Regions from separate parts of the Homo sapiens genome. Here region 1 is linked to region 2. Evidence: chromatin loops called from intact Hi-C (ENCODE). Cell type or tissue: IMR-90. All regions are shown on one strand. Links, peaks and the distances in the headings refer to the core of each region. The heading gives the core; the rest is flanking DNA.

Region 1 (8,956 bases), core at 3,040-8,039, 110 kb after region 2:
GCTTGGCCCTCTGCTCAGTGTTTTATGTCTATTATCTCAGGTCATTCTCAAAACTCTCTCCTGAAGTAGGTAGCATTCCTCTTGCGGATCGAGAAACTCTGGCTCAGAGAAGTGAAGTATCTTATCCAAAGTTGCCCATCTTTTAAATGCAGAGTTGAGGTTGAGTCTTTCTCCCTAATACCAGGTTGCTCAGAGATCCGTCTCCTAGCTCTGAAAAAATGTCAGGGCAGACCAGAAGAGAACAGTGGCTGCCCAGTGGCCAGCAAGACTGTGGGAGACCCCCTCTCGTTGTCAGCAGAGCCCCGCTCCTGGTAGCTGGTAGGGAGGTGCCCAGTGTTGATGCCCCCAGCCATAGGGAGGGAGTCAGGGCAATGGGAATAGAGAGGCAGATGGGCCCAAGGTCACTGAGGGCTGGGACAACAATAAGGGTGTGCTTCCTGGAGTGGGTCAGGCTTGGGTTGAAGTGACATTCCTGGAGAGCAGCAGAGACAGACTCAATGCCTCGCATCAGACAGATGAGGGCTTAAAATCTCCAGTCTGGGATTTGATAGCTGGGTGCCCTTGGGCAAGTTATTTAACTTCCCAGTGCCTCATTCCTTCATCTGTAAATTGGGAACAAAAAGAGTGGGGTTGTTGTGAAGAAGTCAGGGGCTATAATTAGCATCAACTGGGAAGTTTGTGCAGCCTCCCCATGCCCAAGCCACACCTGAACCAGCTCAATCAACATCTTTGGGAGTGAGGCAAGAGCATTAGTAGTTTAAAAAAAAAAAAAAAAAAGTCTCCCCAGGTGATTCTACTGTGCAGCCAGGGTTGAGAACCACCGCTATGCAAGTAAAGCACTTCGTGCCCAGGACATAGTAAGGGCTCCGTATACAGGAACTATTGCCCATTCACTCATGCACAAAACAAACATTTATTGAGCACTTACCTATGCCAGGCTCTGGATTACATGCCAGGCATCACCTGTTCACAGCAGCTGTCTGAATTTATTTATGTACTATTTCTAGATAGCTTCCAATAGAGGGATCGTGGAATTCAGTGCTTTGTGAAGCCAGGACCCCAAGTCCATAATTCTAGGGAGAAGGTTTTACTGACAACGAGGAAAGGAGGGAAATGCAGAAAATGTACCCAAATCAGAGAAACCAAACCCTGTGTGTGGGAAGAGCAGTCTGAGCTCTCTGAGCCCTTAAGGGGGTAGCAGGAGAAGACAGTGTGGGCTTCAGACTTTCTGTGGGCTCCTCTGTAAATATCTGCCCCTACAACACCCCAGCTTCCACAGCTGTGATGTGGAAGGGCTTTCAATGATTGGTTTGATTGTTTTTAGCCTCAGAACTCTTCATTCAAATGAGACTTAATGGAACCCAAATTATTAAACAAATGAAGTCTGAATTGCTTGGGTGTATGTATATGAGTGTAGGTGAGTGTGTGTGGATGTGGGTTAGTGTGTGGGACAGGGTCTATGAATAGGTTGTGAGTGTGTGAGTAGGTAAGTGTGTGCATGTGTCAGTGTGTGAGTTTGTATGAGTCTAGGGTGAGTGCGGGTGGAGGTGCATGAGTCGGTGTATACTGGAGTATATAAACGTGTGTGTATTTGTATATCTATGTGTTAGTTTGTGTGGCGTGAACCTTCGAAAGTATGTGTATGAGTGTGTGTTATGAGTATGTGAACCTATGCGTGTGTATGAGAGAGTGGTAAGAATAACAGATTTGTACTGTGTATTTGTGGATGTATCCGTGTGTGCATGTGTTCCTGTGTGTTAGGGGGCCAAGGGGCAGGACTTCTGCTAAGGCCTCCTGTATCCTCCTCCCTTTCTCATCCCCAGCCCTGGAAAATACTGCTTGAAACCCCCTGGTCTATGTGTCTACACTGGCCCTGCCAGCAGTCCTGTGTCGCCTTGGAATGCTGGGCCTGACGGCTTCCAGGAGCCATGGGCTGTAGAGCATCCATGTCCAGCAGGTCACTGCATGCTCCCATCCCATGCCCCTCACGTGCCCCTGACAGGCCCCTTTTTCTCCGTGCCATTTTCCATGTGTTTTCCTCCCAGAGCCCTGAGCTGAGCCCTCCAGAGCTGCCTGCCGGGTGGGGGTGATGACTCATTTCAGTTGATGTCATCCTCAGGATTCAAGGCTCTCAATGCACTCAAAGAGTCTTTGTTCCCCAAATGGAAAAGGAAAGTCCGTACACCGAGAAGAGCTGACAACGAAACTCTTCCCAGATGCCCATGGGTGCTCACGCCTGCCCGCACCTGCTGGCCTTCACTGTGCCACCTAGTCCACATGGTCCCTGGGGTGGCTTTGTGCCCAGGATCCAGGAAACAGAGGTTGAGGGAAGGGGGTAAAGGAAGGGACGTAAAGACCCCCACTGCAGCAAGACAGCAGGAACCACTGCTTCTTCCTGAGATTGGATATGCTCTTGCACTGCGGCTAACTGCTGCCAGGACTGAGGGGTCCGCGTGTGTGCGCATGCACGTGGGCATGTGTGAAGGGAGCGGTGGTGAGCAGAGCTGGGTCACAGGATAGGGGAGTCACCCCATGCTCTCAGCAGAGCCGGGTCACAGGATGGGGGAGCCACCCCACGCTCTCTCTCTCTGGGCTGCTCTCCTCAGTTCCTTATCCGCTGGGCCTGTTCATCAATTATGTTGCTAATTCTTTCATGGCTAGCAGGTGGTTGTGAGGCTGAACGGAGGTGCTGTACTGACAGCTTGAGAGTGCCCCGCCCTGGTCAGCACCCAACCCAATGAGCGAGGACTCCCAGTGTTTACCAAATGCTCACTACACACCAGGCCCTGTGCGAAGTAGGGTTCTCACTGTGTTGTCCGTTCTCACAATATCTCTGTGAGCCAGGTCCTAGTGCTGCCCCACTTTATAGATTAGGAGGCTACAGAGGGGCGAGGTGATCTGTGGAAAGGCCATGAGTGGCAGACCCAGGACTAAGCATAGGTCTGTCTGATGCCAAAGCCCAGGCAGTTAGCCCTTACCCGTGGCTGTCACTTGAGAGTGGGCATCAGATTGACGCAGGCAAGACCCTGAAAGACTCTGATTCCATAGGCCCAAGCAGGAGGGGCAGACCTCTGACTTTTAAAAGCTCCCAGGGGTGACTCTGATATGTGGCTAGGGCTGCAAACTTCACACCAGCCTACCTTACCTAGTCCCATTTGAATCTTGACTCCAACTGCTTATTAACCTCATGGATTTGGAACAGTAATTTAAGCCTCAGTTTTCTAACCTGCAAATGGGGATAATAATATCATCCATCTCAGAAAGAATCAAGTGTAAGGATGACTGATTTGTGGAAAGCCCTTTGAACAGCACTTGGCATGCAGCAAGCCTGCAGAAAATTTTAGCTGCTGATGCTGTTGTTTCTTGACATTCTGTTCATTCAGAGTCCCCTTTGCCAGGCTCTGTGCTGGTGCTGAGGACCGAGAGATGAGTTGGCATGGTCCATGCCCAGGGCCCATGTCTAAGCATATGAGAGCAAGGTGAACTGGCCACTGGACTGCAGACAGATGAGGGTGTCTGGGAGGAAGGATGGAGGGGGACTGAGGGAACACAGAAGTATGCAGCTGGGCCTGGGAGAGCCACAAGGAAAGCTTGAAAGGCAATGGGCTGTAACAGGCAGAGCCCAGCTTCACATCTTCAGTGCTGGCTGCTGCACCGAGGATTCTGAGTGAGTGACTTCCTGTCTCTGGGGCTTGACTCCCTACTCTGCAAAATGAGAGAATGATCCCTGCGTTGCCTGCCTCCTGGCAGAAGGAACGGGTAAGAGGATGCTTTGGAAACAGAAGAGGATACTGGACAGGTGAGGATTACTTCCTGCTGGGCTAAGTGCTTTTCAGCTGCTGGCCAGGAAAACCAAGCTTCAGCCAGGACCCCAGCTCCAGGCTTCCTCAAATCGTCTTCTCCAGTTTAGGTCAGAGGCTCGAGAAAGCAAGAACGAGAGAACAAGAGAGCAAGAGAGAAAGAGAGAGAGGGAGAGAGAGAGAGAGAGGGAGGAGAGCTTATACAGTAACTTCATTGAACAGGAAAATTCCTATGCTATATATGAAAACCGGAAAAGAGAAGGAGGCGTTCTAAGTTTACATGTAGAAAAATGCTCTTCTGTAATTCAGAAAAATAGGGTCTTTGATTGTGGCCGAGCCAGGTCTACTTTCTAAGTTGATCCAGGATTTTTTCCCTGGCAAGGAAACAGTTCTTTTTTAAGAAATGCATCGGGTGATAGGTTTTTCTAAGAACCTCTCGCACCTTTGCTGGGTGCAGATAAACCCTCAGGCACCGTGGATTGTGTTGTGTTCATTTTCCTCAGAAAGGGAGTCAGGTGGAAACGGGAGCCCCCAGAGACTCCAGCCTGGGTGGGGCTGAGTTTCCACACAGGCAGAGAGCTGTGACATTTTCCTGAGCACAGTGCTCCTTGCCTCTGGCCAGGCCTTGCTGGCTAAAGACAAGGAAGTCTGTGGGGAGGGCTGGGTTTGTCCCGGCCCCTGTTGGAGTCATTCCTTCCAGGCCTGAAGGCTGTGGACTGAAAGAACCGGCAGTTAGGGGCGGTTAGAAAAACTGAAACACTGGCGGGAGACAAGGAGGAGGCAGACGATGAGGCTGTCAGACCTGGCAAGGGCCTTTGGAAAATATTTAGTCCAAGGCTCTAGTTTGACAGATATTGAACCTGAGGCTCAGAGAAGGGAAGGGACTGCTCAAAGTCATATGCCAAGTTGGTGGCAGAGTCCACCTTGCAGGCTGAGGCCCTTTCCACCACCCCATGCAACATCTGAGAGGTCAGGATGTAGAAGTTGAGGCCGACTTGTGTGTGGTCTCAGAGGGGTAGAGAGCTAGGCCCAGCCAGGTGGGTGGGAGTTGCAGGGGCGGTTGCCTCAGTTCAACATGAGAAAGGACTTCCGAAGACTTCGAATTGTGCAGCAATGGTCAGGTGGCCGTGAGTGGAGATGAGCAGGTGGAAGCCAGGTGGCTTTGGATGGGTGAGCATTGTAGGAAGCTCCTCCCCAGGTGGTGAGCTGCACTGTCCCACACAGTCTGCGGTTGCTGAACTCCTGTCCCTCCAGGGAGGTGGGAGAAAGGGAAGTCACATGCCAGATGTGATTTAGACATACCCAGGGTCCTTGGGGGCCACCTCTCTGTAGGGGTGTCCAAAGGGAAGGGAAAGAACCGTCCCAGAAGATGCAAGAACCCCACCCTCCCAACTTGCTGGCAGGACAAGCTGACAAAGGGCAAGGAGGAGGGACACGTGGCTTCTCCGACGGTCTGCCCCCCATGCTGCAGGCGCAGAGGAGGGGGACTGAGCACCTCCTCTTCTCCCCAGGGACTGAGTGCCAAGAAACTCAGGTGAGAGGAGCCCTTCTGGGGTCCCAAGGGCAGTCCCCCCACCTTACCCTACATACCCTCATCCTACTGGTCCAGCCCCAGGCCACAGGCAGTATAGGGTCATCTGGACCCCCTCAGCCCCGGCCCCCCAGTGGGAATACACCCACCCGCTTGCAGGAGTCACCGTGGCCCCGTTTAAGCTGACTGAAGTGTGCCGTCGGTCTTTAGAGGCGTGTGTGGGAATGGTAGAAACCCAGGAGGGGCACCTTCAGCCTTTCCCAGCACTCGGTGCAGAGAAACAGCAGAGGAGGGAAAGGAGGCGTTATGGGTTCTAGGCCTGGCTTGGCCAAACTCACTGCATGGCCTCAGACCTGCTCTCTTGGGTCCCTTAACAGACCTTTCGCTTTGAGTCTGTTGTTGGGATCCCGGTTCACAGCGCAGGTGGAAAGCCTTCCTTGCAGTTGGTGGAAGCGCAGTTCCCGTAGAGACCGCCAGGAGCCGCTGCCGCGCACGGTCCCGGGGCGTCCTCAGCCTCCCTCGCGCCTCCGTCCGGACATATCCGCAGCGCTCCTTCACCTGGAGCGAGGAACGCTCCTTAGCCTCCTCTGGCTTTAAATGCTAACTAGCGCTAGCGCTGGGCTCAGGTCCCAGATGATCGTCTGTGAGAGGGAGCTTTGCAAAGCCAGCTACAGTTCTCTAGGGAGGCAAGGCTCCAAAGCTCAGGCTAGTCCCGGGCACTGCTTCAGGACCCCACAGATGGAAGGACTGATCCAGCCCATCGCACGGAAGGGGAAACCGAGGCCCAGCGGGGTAGGGGAGGTGCCAGATGATGTCCCTGAGCCTGTGGCAGAGAGGAGGAGGAGAGGTGAGAGTTCGCTCCTGTTCTTCATCTCTGGCCAAATCGCTGTCATCTGTGTGGAAGGAAAACCTGAACCCTGCTCTGTTTGTTTCTTCATGGCTGGGATTCTGCCTGGTTTCCATGGAAACTGGCTTTGGACCCTTGGGAGGAAAGTCGCACCCTGCCCTGACTGCTCAGATTTTCCTCTGCCTCCTCTGTCTCTGAAACCGTCTGATTTCTCCTCTCTGCGCCCTGAGGAGGGGCCACCCCAAAACTGCACTTAGGAGTCTGAACTAGATTTGAGGGAGGGAGGCTCAGGTTGTCTCTCCCTGTGTCCGTTCCTTCACAGCATCCCCTTGGCTCTGTGGATGTTTAGAGGAGGGGGGATGACTTTGGCCCTTTTTGCAGAGTGAGAGTGGGGCCCCCGTGTGTTGGGGTGCAGCTGAGCCTGACTGGAAAGATTTAGATGTAAGAAGATGGGGAAGAGTGATGTCACTAGAAGGAATAGCATGAGTGAAGGCAAAGACACGGGGGGAGAATGAGGAGATGAAGCAGAGGGTGTCTCGAGTAGAATTTTGCTTTTATGCTGAAGGCACTGGGGAGCCATTGAAGGCTTTGGAGCTTGTAATAGGAGCAGATGACTACTAATGGTCACCTAGATAGTGAGCTGCTTGAGCACACATGTTCCAGGCTTAGCTCCATGTCTCCAGCACTACACAAGGCACAATGTGGGAGCTTTAGAAATATGATCAAATTCATGAATTGGAAAAGTAAGTTGAAAACCCCCATTGGAAATGAAGCTATCTCTAAGCATTAATGAAGTGAGAGAATAAGACCGGTCAGATGCAGCCCCAGGAAGTGTTTGAAGGCAGTGAAAATACATAGAATAAATCACAGTGGATGTGGCTCTGAGAGTCTATCTGGTCTAACTCTCTGATGGGAAAACTGAGATCAGGGAGGGGGACTAGCTGGCCCAAGGTCACAGACAGAGTCTTGAACCTGAGTCCTTCCTCCCCTCCCTGGGTCTCTCATTGCCCCATGGATTCATGCCTCCCAGATGGGCTCTCTGGGCCAGTGGATCCAGCATCGTGGAGATGGGAGGGAACGTGGACTTTCAGGTGATGGATGGGCATGCAGTGAGGTCACTGTTGGATGTCAGACTGGAGCCCGACCTCAGTGACTCTCACCAGGGCCTCAGACTGTGAGCCTGGCACCTTCAATTCAGGAATGCCTAGGATTTAGTTCAGCCAGCAAACACTTCCTGAGGACCTGCTCAGGGACAGAGCCTGGGTGTGGGGGAGACAGGGAGAAGTGGACGCCAGTTCCTACACTTAAGGAGGTTCCAAGATGGTAGGGTCCAACACCTTAGTCATATAATGCCATATATGCTACATAGAGTCAGGGCCAAGTGCAGGAGCGGGAATGCCCAGACTACCTGGTGGGGGAATCCAAGAAGACTTCATGGAGGAGGTGATGACATTGAAGTTGGGCCCTGAGATGTGTGGAGCAGTTCCTCAAGTGGAGGGAACAGCATACACAAAGGCTCAAGGGTGTAAAATGTAGGACCCATTCAGGATACCTTGAGTTTTCCAGTATGACAATTGCATGGGAAATAGCAGGGTAATAATAATAGGGAAAGAAATGGCAGCTACCATTTATTAAGCACTCTGTGTGCTAAGCAGTGTGCTAAACATTTTAGGTATATTATTTTATTTAAGTCACACAACTGTCCTCTGAGAGAAGTATTATTATCTGGGGATAAGTGTGGGCCGCTTCCAAGAATCCTCAGGCTGCAGAGTTCCATCAGCATGCTCCACGCCAGTCCCCAGTCCCCTCCAAAATGGTGGGATGTCTTCCCACCAGCTGTGATCTCCACCCTCCTCCCTTCTTGCCCAGCACAGAGCCATCCAAGGTCAAGCCCATGGACCCAGTTGCTGGGCCTGTTTGTCTTGGCTCCCTGGCTTCTCCTCCCCTCCCTGGTGGCTGCCTAAACAGGTGGCCCTCCTGCTGGAGGCCAAAGGGAAATGAGCCAGCAGGCCCAGGCGCAGCCGCGAGTGAGCATGGGTCACTCCAGGTCAGGGGTCGTCCCCTACCACGCCATGCCATGGGACAGTGGATGTGGAAGGATGTGGTGGGGGTTGCTGAGAGCAGAGCTGGGCTGCTGGGGCTGACTTGGGCTTGCTCTACATTCATGGCTGGCCTCCCTCTTGGCGGACTCTGTGGAAACAAGGCCTGCGGGCCAGCGCCTATCCATGTGTCCTGTCTTGAATGGCTGAGGTCTAGGGGGATGGAGGGTGGGAGGGTTAGGAAGGGATCTTTTTTGCAGACTTTGGTTTTTGTTAAGCTTATACCTTGCATTTCCCATCTGTCGTCTCATTGAATCCCCACATGGGAAGTGGGCAGGGACCTCCCCTGATCACCAGGAAGTCATCGCCCAAAGGCTTTGTGTTTGGTAAAGGGCAAAGGAGGGGTCTCATCCCAGCTGTGTCCAAGGAAGAGGATGTTCTCCACTGCAGGCTGCCTCCTTTGCCCCCTCTCCAGCTGACCAACCATTGGCCAGGACCTGGAGTGGTCGGGGCTGTGGGAGGGCACCAGCTCTGGGACTCGTGGTACCAAGACTCTGTCCACCCTTGCTTGGCTGCCCCATCTGTTGCTTCCTGGCTGTGCCTCCTGGCCATGGAAGTCTCCCTGAACATCAATTTCCCTGTCTAGAAAACAAGGATGTTGGATAGATTCATGAATTTTTGTTTTTAAGCAGACTCCTAGGCATAAGAATTCCCAGAATTGCCACATGCAAGCCTGGAT
Region 2 (10,571 bases), core at 2,215-7,214:
CAAGGGGTCCTCTTAGAATTCTTGCCTACCACAGCCCACCCTCTGGCCCCCAACAATTGACATCCCTTCCACATGCAACATACATTTACACCCTCCTAAGATTCCCTGGAGTCTCATTACAGCATGAGCTCAAAGTCTAAAATGTTATCATCTTAATCTAAATATCATTGCCTTAAAGTTCAAAATCTAAATCAAGTCCAGGTACAGATGGGCTTCTGGTTGTTAGCCAATAGGTACAGCCGCTGGGGCACAATTCCTCCCCATCTGTGGTCCTGGGAAACTAGAGTTATCTGCCCCAGCATTCTCAATATACAGTGGTGGGACAGGCACAGGATTACAGTTGCAGACATTCTGGGTCAAAAAGTGGGGAATGCAAAGTCAAAAGGCATCATGAGTCTGCTGAGTCTATCACGGTTTGGAAATCCAGCCAGGCAAATATTTGACTATTTTTGATTAGCTTGCAAGACCTAGGAATAATCTCAGGGGCTCTTAGCTCCTTCCTCTGGGCATGGTTCCACCCTCTCATCACTCTTCCTTTTTTATAAGAGATAGCACATATTTGCAGCTCAGTAGTTTTATCAGCCTGCTTCCTGACTTTTTTAGCGCAAGCTGGCAGCATTTCTACTTGGACAATTTTCTCAAGAACTCTGTGGGTCTTGCATGGATTTCAGTGGTTTTCATTCCACCAGACAGAAGCCACATCCGCAGATCTTTGCAAACTAATTCCTTTTCGATGTTGGCCTCCTGCTAAGATGGCTGAGGAATAATGGCCTTGAGCTCCCTAGCTGTCCCTGACTGAGTCGAGAAGATATGTGAGGTGCACACACCCTTCATCTCTCGAAAGAGCCCCTTGTGGGACTGAGTACTCTGATCTTTTGATCTTTCTGAGGTTTTAGCCAAAGGCTGTACAGCCACACACTCAGCCTCTTCTCTATGTCACATTTTCCACAGCCATTGACTTTTAGCACCTTTTGCCACCTGGAGAGGTGGAGTTTTTTCTAAACAATTCAGTCCTAGTTCATTTTTGTGCCATGGTTTTCCTCTCTCTCTCTCTCTCTCTCTCTCTCTCTCTCTCGCTTCACTCACATTTTACTCTAAGCATCAAGGAGAAACCAAGCAGCATTGGCAACATTGGATGAAAATCTCCTTTTGCTGCACAACAAAGCTCATCCCTTACTTCCACACACTGTACTTAAAATAAATAATAAATAAATAAATGGTTCATCTTTTATAAGTTCTGCTTTCCACATAACTTCAGGAGACAATTTTTAAATCTTTAAAAATATTTATTTTCACTGATATGTAATAGTTGTACATATTTGGGGGGTAGGTGTGATATTTTGATAACTGTATACAATGTGTAATGGTCAAATCAGGGTAATTAGCATATCTGTATCACCTCAACATTTATCTTTTCTTTGTGTTGGGAACAGTACAAGTCTTCTTTTCTAGCTAGTTTTAATTACACAATAAATTATTGTTAACTATAAGTTCCTTGCTATACTGTTGAATATTAGAAACTGTTCCTTACATTTAACTATTTTTTTTTACCCCTTAACCAACTTCACTTCACTCTCCCTCCCCCTATTCTTCTCAGCTTCTGGTAATCCTCACTCTGCTCTCTACCTCCATGAGATCCATTTTTTAATTTTTTATTTATTTTATTTATTATTATTATTTTTTAGACAGAGTCTCACTCTGTCTCCCAGACTGGAGTGCAATGGCTCGATCTTGGTTCACTGCAACCACTGCCTCCCAGGTTCAAGAGATTCTCCTGCCTCAGCCTCCCGAGTAGCTGAGGTTACAGGTACCCACCACCATGCCCAACTAATTTTTGTATTTTTAGTAAAGACGGGGTTTCATCATGTTGGTCAGGCTAGTTTTGCACTCCTGACCTCAGGTGATTCACCCGCTTTGGCCTCCCACAGTGCTGGTTACAGGTGTGGGTTACTGCACCCAGTGGTGTTTGTTTGTTTGTTCGTTTTTTGAGACAGAGTCTCCCTCTGTCACCCAGGCTGGAGGGCAGTGGCCTGATCCTGGCTCACTACAACCTCGCCTCCTGAGTTCAAGTGATTCTCCTGCCTCAGCCTCCCAAGTAGCTGGGATTACAGGTGCCTGCCAACATGCCCGGCTAATTTTTGTATTTTTAGTAGAGATGGGGTTTCACCATGTTGACCAGGCTGGTCTCAAACTCTTGAGTTCAGGTGATCCACCTGCCTTGGCCTCCCAAAGTGCAGGGATTACAGGTGTGAGCCACTGTGACTGGCCCCACTTTTTTAGATCCCACGTGTGCCTGAGAACATGTGATATTTGCCTTTCTTTGCCTGGCTTATTTCACTTAACATAATGACCTCTGTGTTGCTGCAAATGACAGGATTTCCTTCTTTCTTATTGCTGAATAGTATTCCATTGTATATATAAACCACATTTTCTTTATACATTCATCTAGTGATGAACATTTAGGTTGATTCCATATTTTGGCTATTGTAAATAATGCTACAATAAACATGGGAGTGCAGGTATTTCTTGGATGTTCGGATTTCCTTTTTTTGGATATATACCCAGCAGTGGGATTGCTGGATCATGTGGTAGTTCTATTTTTAGACTTTTGAGGCACCTCCATGATGTTTTCCATAATGGTTGTACTACTTTACATTCCCACCAACAGTGTACAAGCATTCCTCTTTCTCTGCATCCTTGCAAGCATTTGTTAATTTCTTTGTCATTTTGATAATAGCCATTCTAACTGGGGTGAGATGATAGCTCATCGTGGTTTAAATTTGCATTTCCCTGATGATTAGTGATGTCGAGCATTGCAGGAAACAATTTTGTTAAGGTTTCTGCCACTATCCAGCAAAGATCCCTTTCCTCCAGTTTCCAATGACATGTTCCTCACTTCCTTCCTCTTATTGCCATATTGTGAATATCAGTCTGTCGCCCAGGTTGGAGTGCAGTGGTGCAATTATAACTCACTGCAGCCTCGAATTTCTGGGCTCAAGTGATCCTCCTGCCTCAGCTTCCTAAGTATGTGGGAGTACAGGCATGCACCACCATGCCCAGCTAATTTTTAAAAATTATTTTTTGTGGAGACGGAGTCTCACTTTGTTGCCCACGCTGATCTTGAACTCCTGTCTTCCAGCAATCCTCCTGCCTCGGCCTCCCAAAGCAACCATCCACATTTCTACAAGGAGATGCAGGCTTTATCATGCTCCTCAAAATCCCTCCACCCTTCTCCATTTTAGGTATTTGTTACAGCAACATCTCACTTCCAGGCACCGAAATCTGTATTAGTTTTCTATGGCTACGCAGCAGCTGAAAATACCCATTTATTATCTCACAGTTCCTGTAGGTCAGAAATCAGGGCTTGCTTGGCTCAACTGGGGATCGCAGCTTTGGATCTTGCAGGCTGAAATCAGGGTGTTGGCTGGGACTGGTGTCTCATCTGAGCCTTGGTGTCTTCTTGCAAGCTCACTGTTTTTTGGCAAAATTCATTCCTTGTGGTTGTAGGACTGAGAACCTCAGCTCCTAGAGGCCACCTGCTGAGAGTGTCTGCTGCTGGCTTTGAAGAAGTGAGCTGCCACGTTGTCACAGGGCCACGTGCCTTCGACCTGAGTGTGGCCTCTAGGCGCTCAGAGTGGCCAAGTTCATGCTGAATTCCTGGAAATGGAGACTCATCAGTGGGATTATTATGTTAATAGCAATGTAGACAATGCAGGTGCATTGGAAACTTGGGCTCAGGAGCAACCATCGCTGTCATCAGATATTTACTTACCATTCAAGAAGATTCTGTTTTGAAAATTTCCAAAAATTCTCAAGAAATGGAATCTTTGTCATGTGACAGGCCCTTTACATGTCAGTTGGAAAGGATGTGTTTTATTTCTAGGGGCCAATTCTGGATTTCTTTATAGGTTGAATATCTGTTCAACTTAAATTTCCTTTGCTAACCTACTTTCCTTTTCTCCTCCTATTAAAATAGCGCTTTTCACACTTTCATGTGCATAGTGGGAATCCCCTGGCATCTTGTTAAAAGGCAGATTCAGGCCAGGCGTGGTGGCTCACGCCTGTAATCCCAGCTCTTTGGTAGGCCGAGGCAAATGGATCACTTGAGGTCAGGAGTTCGAGATCAGCCTGACCAACATGGTGAAACCCCATCTCTACTAAAAATACAAAATTAGCCAGATGTGGTGGCACATGCCTGTAATTCCAAACTACTCGGGAGGCTGAGGCAGGAGAATCACTTGAACCCAGGAGGCGGATGTTGCAGTGAGCCAAGATCAAGCCATTGCACTCCAGCCTGGGAGACAGAGCGAGACTCCATCTCAAAATTAAAAACAAAAAAAGGCAGATAGATTCAGGTTCAGTAGGTCTAGGATGGGGTCTGAGATTCTGCATGTCCCCTAAGCTCTTACATAATGCAATTGCTGCTGGTCTGTGGACCACATTTTGAGTAGCAACATATATGTGAGAATGAGACGGAGAGGAGAAAGCGCCTGGTTAGCCAGGCAGTCATGTCTTCCTTGCACACACACACTAGATGGTGTTGTCAGCTCAGGAAACATGACAGTGCTTTCCTGGAGACCAAGTCTATTGGTCTAAAAATTCTCCAAGTCAGAGATCCCGGGATGGCAGACTTGGAAGGCTCCCAGAGATCATCTAGTGCCAGATGTAGCCGATGGGGAACTGAAGCCAGGGAGGGAAGAGGTTTGCTGGATATCACGCAGCAAGTCAGGGACCAATTCCCATCATTCCACTTAGCAGTCAGTGTTCTAAATGTGGCCTGGGTGTGTCACTTTTCTTAAAGTGTTAAAGTGGTACTCTCTCCTTCTTTTTAAAAATTGTAGCTTCAAAAATTGGCTTTGCTATATTACATTGTATACATTTTAAAGTCAAATTAATTTCCTATCTTAACAAAAAGTTCTAGAGACTTTGCCACGCAGCTTGGTGTATCATAGCCACAATATTTATTTAATTAGTGAAGTTGGAAATACTGGCCTCTTACAGTCTCCTAATGTTTGTGAGGTTTAATACACTACACACCAAATTTCTCACACCTATACACAACTTCCAAGGTTTTTTTTTTTAAAACAAACATTTTATTTGATCTTATGAAGTCAGTTAGCTGAAGGTTGCTACCTTCTGTTTGCAGCTGCTGATAATAATAATAATAATAATAATAATAATAATAATAATAATAATGATACTATGTGTTCAGCACTTTTCTAAGCACTTCATATAAATGAGCTAATTTAATTCTCAAAATTAAAAACATTCCACCTCCCGCCCACCACCCCTGCTTTAAAAGGTAAGGACATTGAGACTCAGAGAGGGTAAGGAACTGGTCTAAGTTTGCACAGATAATAAGCGGCAGGGCTGGGATTTGCACTTAGTCTTGCTCCAGAGCTCAAACAGCTCTGTCTTCCTCTCTCTGGGAGGGGAGGAGAGGGCCTGCCCAAGTCACGCAGCTCATATTCCCTGATCACTCTTAATCCATGTACACAACACTGCCAGTTACAGCCTGACGGTTAATGAGAGTCTGTCCTGCTTGGAGAGTGCAGGAGTTTATAGCTGATTGATATCTCTGGGCAAGCACATTTCTTTCCAAAGTGTCAAGTCAAGGAGAAGAACTAGGGACAGGGCTCCAAGTTCAGAGTTGCCTGTGGACCAGACCTGCTCCTCCACATGCAGCTGTCCGGGTGGAATTCCATCCTTGCCCATGTCACACTCTGCCCTCTTTCTCTTTCAAACAGGATGCGGGTGGGAGGTATGTCTTCAGTTTCCCTCTCTGAGGTTCTTGCTGCTCAGTCAGAGAGGCCTACAGGCAGTGGCCAAATTGACTGCGATTGCTTCATCCAGCCCTTACCCATCTTCAGTGTGCTTAATACCCAGGGGATAGAGAGTTCTGTCTCAATCGCCATGTCATGATTCCTTTCTGAATCATCTTGAACTTTCTTTTACGAGGTAAGGGTCAGTGGAACAGATTGCTCATGAGAATCTTAAGACAGTTATTTCAGTATCCTATAAAGAAATTGCCAGAATGGGTGTGTCTGTTGGGTGGCTTGAGTTATTAACTCAAGCGTGATTGCAAAGCACCACTGGATTCTAATTGCCAACAGTTATTTTTCATTTATTTATTTATGAGATGGAATCTCGCTCTGTTACCCAGGCTGGAGTGCAGTGGCACAATCTCGGCTGACTGAAATCTCCATCTCCTGGGTTCAAGCAATTCTCCTGCCACAGCCTCCTGACTAGCTGGGATTATAGGCACCTGCCACCATGCCTAGCTAATTTTTGCATTTTTAGTAGAGACGGGGTTTCAACACGTTGGCCAGGCTGGTCTTGAACTCCTGACCTCAGGTGATCTGCCTGCCTTGGCCTCCCAAAGTGCTGGGATTACAGGCATAAGCCACCGTGCCTGGCCACCAACGGTTATTTTAACAAGCAAATTACTGGGTTATAGACCTTGAAGGGACTTTAGAAGTCATGTGCTCAACTCCTTCCTAATGCAGAAATTCCTCCTCCACGTTCCCAATACACAGCCAGCTGACCCTAGCTTGTCCACTGCCACTTACTCCACAGCCATCCCGTTCTGTTCTTGGGTGGCTTCCTGATGAAGCGGGAATCACTTTCCCTGCAACTTCCCTTATTGCTCTGGGATCCCTCTGAGGCCACCCAGTGCGTTTGCTCTCTCTGCTCCAGGACACCCCTCAGAAAGTCAAGTAGGGAGGATATGGCCTTACACTTACTCTGCTCCAGGCTAAGCAGCCCTAGTTTCTTCATTGTGGTGTGTGGTTTTCACTGGGATTCTGGGAGTGAGTGAAGACAGAGGTTTGCATGAAATCTGCTGCATTTTACCAAAAATCAAGACTGTCTTCTGTATCCTTACAGAGAGGTCCAGGCCAGCTCAGGCTGACCCCCAAATGCTGTGAGGGTAGTAAAACATTGGCAGGCTGTGGGGTGGGGACTGGCTGCGTGCATGTGTGTGTGTGTCTGTGTGTGTGTGTGTGTGTGTGACAGAGAGAGAGAGAAAACCAGAAATGGTGTGAGACCCCAAACCTTCATTTTCCATAATAGGAAGTCAAGAATAATCATCTAAAATAGAAAAACTGGCCAGGTGAGGTGGCTCATGGCTGTAATCCCAGCACTTTGGGAGGCCGAGGCAGGTGGATTACCTGAGGTCAGGAGTTCAAGACCAGCCTGGTCAACATGGCGAAACCCCATCTCTACTAAAAATACAAAAATTAGCCAGGCATGGTGGTGGATGCCTGTAATCCCAGCTACTCGGGAGGCTGAGGCAGGAGAATTGCTTGAACCCGGGAGGTGGAGGTTGCAGTGAGCCAAGATCACGCCACTGCACTCTAGCCTGGGTGACAGAGCAAGACTCTGTCTCAAAACAAACAAACAAAAATACGAAGGCAAACACTGGAAGAAATAGCTGGAGGAGTTGAGAATAGAGTCTCTCTTGGGAGCCAGATCTGGGGGTGGAGAGAGGTGGGAATGGGAGACTGCTGATTTTATTATAAACCTTGAGAATGATTAGGTTTCTTAAGCTAAATACATATATTCCTTTGACAAAAATTATATTTAAAAATTTCCCCAAACGGAGTCTGAGTGCAAACTCTTATTAGTAGGGAAAAAATTAGGGACCTTAGTTTGCCTTTGTTTGGCATGATCGATTGAAAACAGGCCAGGATTTGCAGTAGGAGAGACCTGAGTATAAATTCTGCTTGGTCACATGGACTTTGAGCAAGTTACTTACCCACTCCGAGCCACGATATCCTCTTCTGTATTATAGGGGCAGTGCTACTACCTCTGAGGGGGTGGTGAGGATTGAAGGAGGTGAGGGGGGCCAAGCTGGGAGCCTGGGGCACCAGCCAGAATCAGAGCTCAGGGACCACTTCCTGAGGGAGAGAAGATGCTGACCAGACAAAGATCCCAGGTTGCTCAATCCCAGAAGTGTCCTGGGAACCAGATCAGCCTCAGCCAGCAGAGTGTCTGGGAACTGTTGCTCTTCACAGAAGCCCTGAGTTCTGTGCTGTTTGCTGCATGTGGTAGAACAAAGAGGTCCTTGGAGGTTCCCAATCCTCCTTCCTTCTCCATCTGCAGGAATATCAACTTTTCAACACTTCTCTTGTAATTAGTCCATCTCCCTGGGAAAACATTGAATCCAAGAGCTGCAGGGATGTTTAGGGTTCATTTTATCCAATCTTTTCACTGTGGAGTTGAGGGCACGGCTCCCTCAGAGAGCACAGGAAGGGGCCCCAGAGGCTAGTTCATAGTTTGTGCCTGGAGAAGGGAGGATGAACTTCGGCCACTCTGCAGAACCCTGCGGGCAGTAGGATTTGGAAGACTCAGGGAGCTTGTCCTGATGTGGACTGGGCTCTGTGCACAACCTTTGCAACCAGAAGCTGAAGGGAAATCAAACTGCCTTTTCTGGGTCAGATTCTGGACAATTCTGGGAACTTGTCTGCAGAACAAATTGATTTATGGGGACCCAGCTGTGAGGAACTGTACAAAACAGGGATCAGAGGAGATACACTCCAGATGTGGCTTCATTAAAAGCAGGGAGAGAAAAATACGGCTGAAGGGCTTCTTAGGTCCATTGGGCCGTGACTCGGAGTCTTGGGAGAAAGTATGGCAAGGGCCTGTGGCATCAAGCGGCTGACTTTGAGCTGGATAGCAGCTTAGAATTCATTCTGTCCAACCTCCAGACACTAGGGATGGGGAAGCCAGAGGCCTAGAGAGCAAAGGGGCTGATTCGGTATCACACAGCCAGGGTAGCCAAGGTTGGGACCAGAACCCACGTCTTCTGCTGCCAGTTCCAACGTCTGTCCCATCACCTGCCCCTGCCTCTCACTCTAAGAGTCTGCCTTTTAGAAACCAACTCAAGGCTGTTTTCTTAATTAAAAGCCAATCTCACTGTGTTGGTGAGATTGGCCACACTTTGAAGAATGAGGCCAGGCATCTATCTATCTATCTATCTATCTATCTATCTATCTATCTATCTAATTAGCTTTCTTGGATGGAAAAGATCCTTTTGTATTGCCCAGAGGGAATCCTTGCCCTAATGCTGGGGTGAAAAACTTCCTCCCCATCTCACAGACTTCCAAGGCTCTCGGCAACACTTTCCATTGGAGTAGTTGGTTCTTTGTCAGGTGTCTGCTCTCTGTCTTCTGAGGGTGCAGGTGGAGGTGGTCCAAGAGACGGGAGCATGATCCTCTCCAGCTGCATTGTCTCTGTTGGGAATGGATTTCAGTTTTCTGATGCTCGGAAACTAGATTCACATTTGGTAGAATCTCAAATCCAGCTTGGTTTCCCATTCCTATAACAGCATTCCTGATGTGTGTGAAATTCTTCTTTTTCTTTAACACTTTAATTTTCCCAGATTATTTAAAAATATAAGATTACTGCTGAAAATCTGGAAACTACACAAGAATGTAAAGAAACCACTTAAGTTCTCACTACCCAAAGACAGCACCATTTGGAATTACGTCCTTCCAGTCTTTTTTCGTGATCACACTTCCTTTCATTTGGCTGAAATTGGCTGGATAATAACTTTTGCCCAGTGAGCATAGTTCTGTTGCTTGGAAAAAGGCAGAATTAGTCTCCTTCCTAACAAAAGTTCAGATGCATGAAGTCAACATCTGTCCCCAGATTCTTCCTACCTCTGGGAAAAAACCTCAACCCCATTTAAATGCCAAGGTTTATAACAGCACTTCTGATTATTACCATTTACTAAGTGTGCACTACTTGTAAGGTACAGTGCTAACTAATTCTCATACATTCCTTGTTTAATCTTCACAACAACCTCATGAAGGAGGCATTTTCTAGCTCCAAGTTTTAAAAGAAACTGAGACTCAAAGAGAATGGGTCCCATTTAGGCTGACGGGAACCAAGTTCAGTGAGATGAGAGCCTCCTTTATTCTGGACCCTTTATCTCTATTATGGTGGCCAGAGGACACAGCAGCATTCCTGATGCTTTATCAGAACTGCCCCTTGAATGCCATGCTTGCAAAGCAAACTTTTACATTTGTTCCTGACAAATTAATCTCTTTCATTCTGGCTCATAAAGACCTTTTTTTCCCTCATAAAAATCTCTGAGGCAACATGACTCATGTAGAATTCCTGGAAACAATATTTTTAAAAAGCCTCCTAGCTATAGCACCTGGCACACACGACACATCCCATACCTGGTTACTATTACTACAGAAGGCAGGTGACACTGTTTGTTTCGTTCCCTGGGTTTCCCTCTGTTCCCCACAGTAGAACAATGGGCTAAAAGTAGCTCTGTGCTAAGGAGGGCCCATCCGCTGTGGTTGGTCTCTGAGGTGGCTTCCAGAAGCATCCATCCTTTCCAGCTATTGGCAGAAACAAGAAGCCAAGAAGATACTTCCTTGAATGTGGGCCCATCTGCTCTCATGCCTGGCTCTGCTCTCCCTCATCATCCCTCCCATTTGCGGGTGGGGTGGGTTTGTCTGTCCTTGGTGGGAAGACCTCTTCCCTCCCCAGCCCTCAGACCCCAAATCCATGACACCACAGCCCACCTTGCTGCTACTTCGGCTGCTGATTCCTCA

What was found. Peaks named below come from ENCODE experiments on the same cell type or tissue, not always from the same donor. Only the 100,000 strongest peaks of a DNase experiment are listed, where the experiment ranks them.
Region 1: it touches region 2 in a loop (6-fold over the local background); 36 of 110 quality-filtered maps call a loop at or near these places.

What each region holds. Positions count from the first base shown.
Region 1 is chr9:98,969,285-98,978,240 of GRCh38, forward strand. All of the region lies in intron 2 of COL15A1 (collagen type XV alpha 1 chain), which reads left to right. Among named protein-coding and RNA genes, the nearest start is that of COL15A1-AS1, 29 kb to the left of the region's middle. RefSeq lists enhancers at 1,769-2,346, 2,347-2,924. In IMR-90, for the core only: a CTCF peak has its summit at 5,823; a DNase peak (open chromatin) is centred at 5,847.
Region 2 is chr9:98,856,498-98,867,068 of GRCh38, forward strand. No RefSeq gene overlaps it. Among named protein-coding and RNA genes, the nearest start is that of ADIPINT, 49 kb to the right of the region's middle. RefSeq lists a silencer at 3,448-3,658. In IMR-90, for the core only: a CTCF peak has its summit at 4,536; DNase peaks (open chromatin) are centred at 4,584 and 5,884; H3K27ac peaks cover 597 bases.